2 separate regions of the Homo sapiens genome follow, and region 1 is linked to region 2. Evidence: read pairs that join two places in POLR2A ChIA-PET (ENCODE). Cell type or tissue: GM12878. All regions are shown on one strand. Each heading gives the region's core, and the rest is flanking DNA. Links, peaks and the distances in the headings are about the cores only. Region 1 overlaps WNK1 (WNK lysine deficient protein kinase 1). Region 2 overlaps LINC02455 (long intergenic non-protein coding RNA 2455).

Region 1 (2,918 bases), core at 189-2,688, 130 kb after region 2:
TGGTCTTTCTGAAACTGGTGCTATTTCAGAATGATAGGTAAAAGTCTCCATGGAGAAGCAGGGGATGTGATGCCATGTTTACCTGCCCCTCCCCCCCATAATTATGATATCTTTTCACCCATTGAGGAAAGTTGGGCTCACATAGACTCTCTTCTTTATGCGATAGACCCCAAATTTCATCTCGTAAGAGTACCAGACTGGAAGGTCATAAAGAAATCTGCAGTAGGAATTTAATCTGTAGATTTGGCCACATAAAATGCAGGTGTAATTTTTATATTATACTTCAAAACACCTTGAAAGCCATGTTAGTCTTTTTGCTATCTTTAACAGTTAAGAATTTTTGCATGAGAATTATTATTTTGTTTCTAGTTGTAGTTTTTCCAACCTTTCCCAGGCCTTCAATCTCTAATTCTGAAGTTTTTAAGAAGAGTTAGTTACCTACAGTTAATACTTCTGTCATCTTTGAATTGCTGTTATACCATATAGGCCTATGAGAGAGTTGCCAGACTTAAATAATTATTTATATGCTTAATTTCTTTTAACACATAGAATAATTCTTTAAAAAATTGTTTTCTCTGTAAACTGTAACTGAAACCCATGCTGCCCTGGAAAGCAATGTTACAAACTGCTGTACCCTCTGCCTGAAGACAAGTTTTTATTTCTTTATCCTAATACCCAACAACAATTAGTATCACTTTAAAAGATAAAATAGAGGCCGGGCACGGTGGCTCACGTCTGTAATCCCAGCACTTTGGGTGGCTGAGATGGGCAGATCACAAGGTCAGGAGTCCCAGACCAGCCTGACCAACATGGCGAAACCCTGTCTCTACTAAAAATACAAAAATTAGCCAGGTGTGGTGGCACACGCCTGTAATCCCAGCTATTCAGGAGGCTGAGGCAGAATTGCCTGAACCCGGGAGGTGGAGGTTGCAGTGAGCAGAGATTGTGTCACTGCACTCCAGCCTGTGCGACAGAGCAAGACTCCGTCTCAAAAAAAAAAAAGGTGAAATAGATGCCCATGTCTTGCTAAGTCAGTGTGGTGCAGAAAATGATAAGGAGGGAGTATTCCAATATTGACCTAAAATATTTTAATCAAGAATTCCAGACACTTTTCTCCACCCATATTTTGATATGTAGAGTTATCATGTGTGGTCTTAATTTAGCAGTAAAATTTTGAATATTGCACATATATAATACTAGAGAAATTTAAATGTTAATAAGACTTGAGGACCAGATAATTTTGGGGATACAGTTGTTAGCTGTAAAGTAAAAATTTCAAGTTTAATGAATGAAAACTAGTCTCACTGCTCCATTAGCACAATTGGTTTGGAAGGTTTGCTTCTGGGCGAATAAAGTGAACAATAGCAAAGGATGGGATTGCTACTTTAAAAATACTAAAATATGAGGGTAAAGAGAGATGTCTGTCAGAGGATGTTTAAAATGAAACAGCTTCTTAAAAGCAAGGGACGGAAGATGTGCAAATGGTTATGAGGTCATTGTACTAAACATTAGCATTGTGCTTCTCACTCCAGAAGAAATTACATCAGTGGATAATCTACTGAGCACTGTAATTTGGGTAGTACTGAGATGAGCAATTGTTTTAGTTGTTGCCTGACCCCCACCCCACCCCCAGCAGCCTGGAACTGTGCATGTTATGAAGAGGTCATGTGACACGGATCCTTGGTTTTGCTCATTTATCCTGTCAAAACAACTTAATGTAGATGGAAAGAAATGAACGAAATGAATAGAATGGGTTAGCTGTATCAGCTTTAGTTTATATTGAAGGTAATGAATGCTGCAATTGGGATAGTATAGTATATTAAGGCCCCAGGAATATCCAGCTCCATAATGGTGAAGAGAAGGTTCTAAAAAGCAACAGTGGCTAATCCATTCTAAGTCTCACTTGATGTTTTAATGCTACTTTTTGATACGGTCTTTTAAAATTTTATCATTGTATTCATGATAATTTGATTGACAGTTGGTAATATTTAAACAATATATGGTTCCTCTTATTTTACCTTCAGCTGTAATTTAGTATAAAGTTCCTATTTCTTTTCAATAATTATTATATAATAACAAACGTGGATCTTCTGAGAAGAAAATTATTTTAGAAGTTTTGCAAAATATTTAGGGTTTGTTTGTTGTCATTGAAACATGAGCTTTGAACCAAATCTTCATTTGTCTCTTAGTTCTGTTTTTCATGTGAATTTGAGGGAGATAATAAAATTTTGTGAGTCAGTTCGTCTCACAACATTTTTCTGAGGATTAAATGAAGTGAAGCAGCCAACTAGTAAATGGCAAATACTTGGCAAAAATTATTTTTAAAACCCCAGGTGTTCCTTCTGATCTGTGTCTTATGTTAGTTTTGATCTACTTTATTATTGTCTTAAAGTCTTTTGGGTGCTAAAATTATGTACTTCTCTAAGATATTTTATGAAATGTTCCTAGATTAAAAAAAAAACAATATTCAGTTATAGATGGAACAAGTAGACAAACTATTGAAAGAAGCCCCAAATTATTTGTTTAGGTTTCCCCCATTTCCTGCTTTGTTGATGATAATCTGTTGTCATGCATCTGTATTTCTAACTTCAAACATTAAGCAGGGGTTCTCAGATCCCTTAAAATAAATAATACTTTTCAGAAAGGATAAAAACACTTAGCTATATAAAGTAGCCTGTATTTATAGTATAGATGTCTTCTGGGCAAATTAGAGATAAAATATTCTAAATATTTCTATGGAATTTTTAGATTGTCATTCAGTGTATTCTCAAGGAAAATTAAATACGGATTTTTGATGGCAAAGAAGTCCCCCGTTTTTTTCCCTCTATGCTTTGCTATAAATAAGTAGTTGGCAGCTTTTTTACAATAAGCTTTTACAAACCATTTTTAAAAATCAAAAGCTGGGACCTTTGCAAGTT
Region 2 (2,918 bases), core at 291-2,790:
AATTTAATTCAGCTTCTTTGATATAAATACAATTCTTCCCCCTCCTCATTTTTGCAGATAAAACAACTGGGGATCAGAAAGTTTAAGTAGCTTGCCCAAGTTCATACAGCTAGTCAGGGCAGAGACAATATTCATACCTGAGTCTTTCTGGCTTCAGGTCTGTGCTTTTAACATTGCAGCACATTCCCTCTAATATTAACTTTTTTTTTTTTTTTTGAAACGGAGTCTCGCTCTGTTGCCCGGGCTGGAGTGCAGTGGCACGATCTCGACTCACTGCAAGCTCCGCCTCCCAGGTTCACGCCATTCTCCTGCCTCAGCCTCCCGAGTAGCTGGGACTACAGGCATGAGCCAGTGCGCCCGGCCCTCATATTAACTTTTATAAATTCATTTAAAAATTATTAATAAAGTTGAGATTATACTATACATAAAATCTTATATTGCATTTTTTTTCATTTTATATCACGATTGTTTTTTCTTCCTCTGTTATTAAACAGAGGAGAAAAACTGCGGCTATTTATGAGAAAGAGTGAAGTCTAAATGACAAAGCTCTGAGAAGAATTTCATTGCAAGATTAGATTAAATACAAAACATCAATGATCCAAAGCAGGAGCACGTGGTCAGTGGAGACTTGGCAAAGGCTAGGCTGCTGTATTTAACCCACAGCCCCCGACTGATAAATAGAATATAAACATCTCACTCTCCCTGCTCTGAACATCCTCCACATTAAAGAGGATACCTTTGCAGATCCCCGACAGTCAAGATTTCTGTCCAATTTACTTTTCACAAAAGTAAAAGTTTCATTGTAAAATGAAAGCAATGGGTCCTTTTTCAAGCATAAATAATATTATATGGAATATAAGTTTCAACCTCCTCCTTACACACACACACACACACACACACACACGCTCGAATACCCTTATGGGGGTGTGCAGCCCCGTCTTCCTTGGCAATCACTGAGTTATATGTAAAACAGAGCCAGTACTGAAGGTAATATTAAAAATGTTACTATGCACCACTGCAGACTTTGGGAAACTGACTTACTCTCTCTAAGTCTGAGGAGCCATGTGTGTAAAATAGAGCTCATAAGAGCTACCTCAACAGAATGAGGAAAGAACCTAATGGGTAGGCTTTTCCTGAAGCTGGGACTTCTAAGCCAAGAGTCAAGCTTAGGTTACTGCGCATTAGATTTTCTTTGTAGGCCTTAATTCCTCAACGAAAACTGCAACCATGGTTAGGGTCCCTGGGATCTGGGGCTGAGGAACTGGGGGAGAAGAGGAGTAAGGCCTATTCTTGTACCCATCTCCTTTTGTTTGTCACAGTTCTTATTTTCTAGGGAACTGTGGTTAAAAGGAAGACAGAGTACAGCTACCTTTTAGGGAGAGAAAAAAACCAAAACACAATCCTCAGCTTTCAAGGTGTATGAGGGAGAGAGCACCAAGGTAGTGATTTACCCCTGAAGTCAGCTGAGTCTTGGGGAATTTAAGCAGCTAAGGGACACAAGCTTCAGGCCACAGAAAGTGAGGACCACTGGGGCAGGAAAAAAAATCCCTCTTCGTTTGGTGTTAAGTTTCCACCTATCAAAATGCGTCTTTCTAGATGACTTGCTGCCCTTTGCTGGCAAGCTCTCCCAATGTTGTGCAAAGAGATTTAATAAGAAATAACAGGCTGGGCATGGTGGCTCAGGCCTGTCATCCCAGCATTTTGGGAGAACAAGGCAAAAGGATCACTTGAGCCCAGGAGTTTGAAACCAGCCTGGGCAACATAGCAAGACCCCGTCACTACAAAAAACAAATAAAAATAATTAGCTGAGCATGGTGGTAAATTATAGTGAGCTATGATTATGCCACTGCACTCTGGGTGACAGAGCCAGACCTTATCTCTAAAAAAAAAAAAAAAAAGGCCGGGAACGGCGGCTCACAGCACCCAGCACTTTCGGAGCACTTTGGGAGGCTGAGGCGGGCAGATCACCTGAGGTCGGGAGTTTAAGACCAGCCTGGCCAACATGGAGAAACCCTGTCTCTACTAAAAATACAAAAATTAGCCAGGCGTGGTGGCGCATGCCTGTAGTTCCAGCTACTCAGAAGGTTGAGATGGGAGAATCACTGGAACCCAGGAGGCGGAGGTTGTGGTGAGCTGAGATCAGGCCATTGCACTCCAGCCTGGGCAACAAAAGTGAAACTCTGTTTCAAAAAAAAAAAAAAAGAAAGAAAAAGAAAAAGAAAAAGAGGGCCGGGTGCGGTGGCTCATGCCTGTAATCCCAGTACTTTGGGAGGCCGAGGCAGGCGGATCATGAGGTCAAGAGTTTGAGACCAGCCTGGCCAACATGGTGAAACCCCGCCTCTACTAAGAATACAAAAATTAGCCAGATGTGGTGGTGCATGCTGTAATCCCAGCTACTGGAGAGGCTGAGGCAGGAGAATAGCATGAACCTGGGAGGCGGAGGTTGCAGTGAGCTGAGATCGTGCTATTGCACTCCAGCCTGGGCAACAGAGCAAGACTCCATCTCAAAAAAAAAAAAAAAAAAAAAAAAGAAAGAAAAAGAAAAAGAAATTAAAAAAAAACATGATTAGACTTTAGATACATACAGTGCCTGTCCGGTGTTCCCCCCAAATCTGTCTCCTGAGGCCCAGCAGGCACGTAACCCCAGGTCACTCACAGTGAATGAGGAAGGGATGGCGATGGGTGGGCCCCTGTGTTTGGAGGCTCTGACGCTGTTCTCTCATGCACTCTTCCCACTGTGCCCCAGCTGGGAGTTTTTTTCTCTTTCTGCTCTTTACTAGCACTCCTCTGGTGCCCTTTTCTCTCTCTCTTTTTGTACCTTCTTCAAGAGGCTGAGGTCAAGCCCTTTTCTCATTAAGACTAAGTAACCTGCGGACAGAACCTCTGTGTTCTCCAAATGTTTTCCTATAATGTCGTCA

What was found. Peaks named below come from ENCODE experiments on the same cell type or tissue, not always from the same donor. Only the 100,000 strongest peaks of a DNase experiment are listed, where the experiment ranks them.
Region 1: POLR2A ChIA-PET joins it to region 2 with 8 read pairs; 7 of 35 experiments call an interaction of 5 or more read pairs at or near these places.

Annotation. Positions count from the first base shown.
Region 1 is chr12:809,257-812,174 of GRCh38, forward strand. The region is part of intron 1 of WNK1 (WNK lysine deficient protein kinase 1); the gene reads left to right. Among named protein-coding and RNA genes, the nearest start is that of WNK1, 58 kb to the left of the region's middle. RefSeq lists an enhancer at 1-225. In GM12878, for the core only: no CTCF peak of the experiment used is centred there; a DNase peak (open chromatin) is centred at 1,576; H3K4me3 peaks cover 446 bases; H3K27ac peaks cover 700 bases.
Region 2 is chr12:675,860-678,777 of GRCh38, forward strand. All of the region lies in intron 3 of LINC02455 (long intergenic non-protein coding RNA 2455), which reads right to left. Among named protein-coding and RNA genes, the nearest start is that of NINJ2, 14 kb to the left of the region's middle. In GM12878, for the core only: no CTCF peak of the experiment used is centred there; a DNase peak (open chromatin) is centred at 1,512; H3K27ac peaks cover 1,858 bases.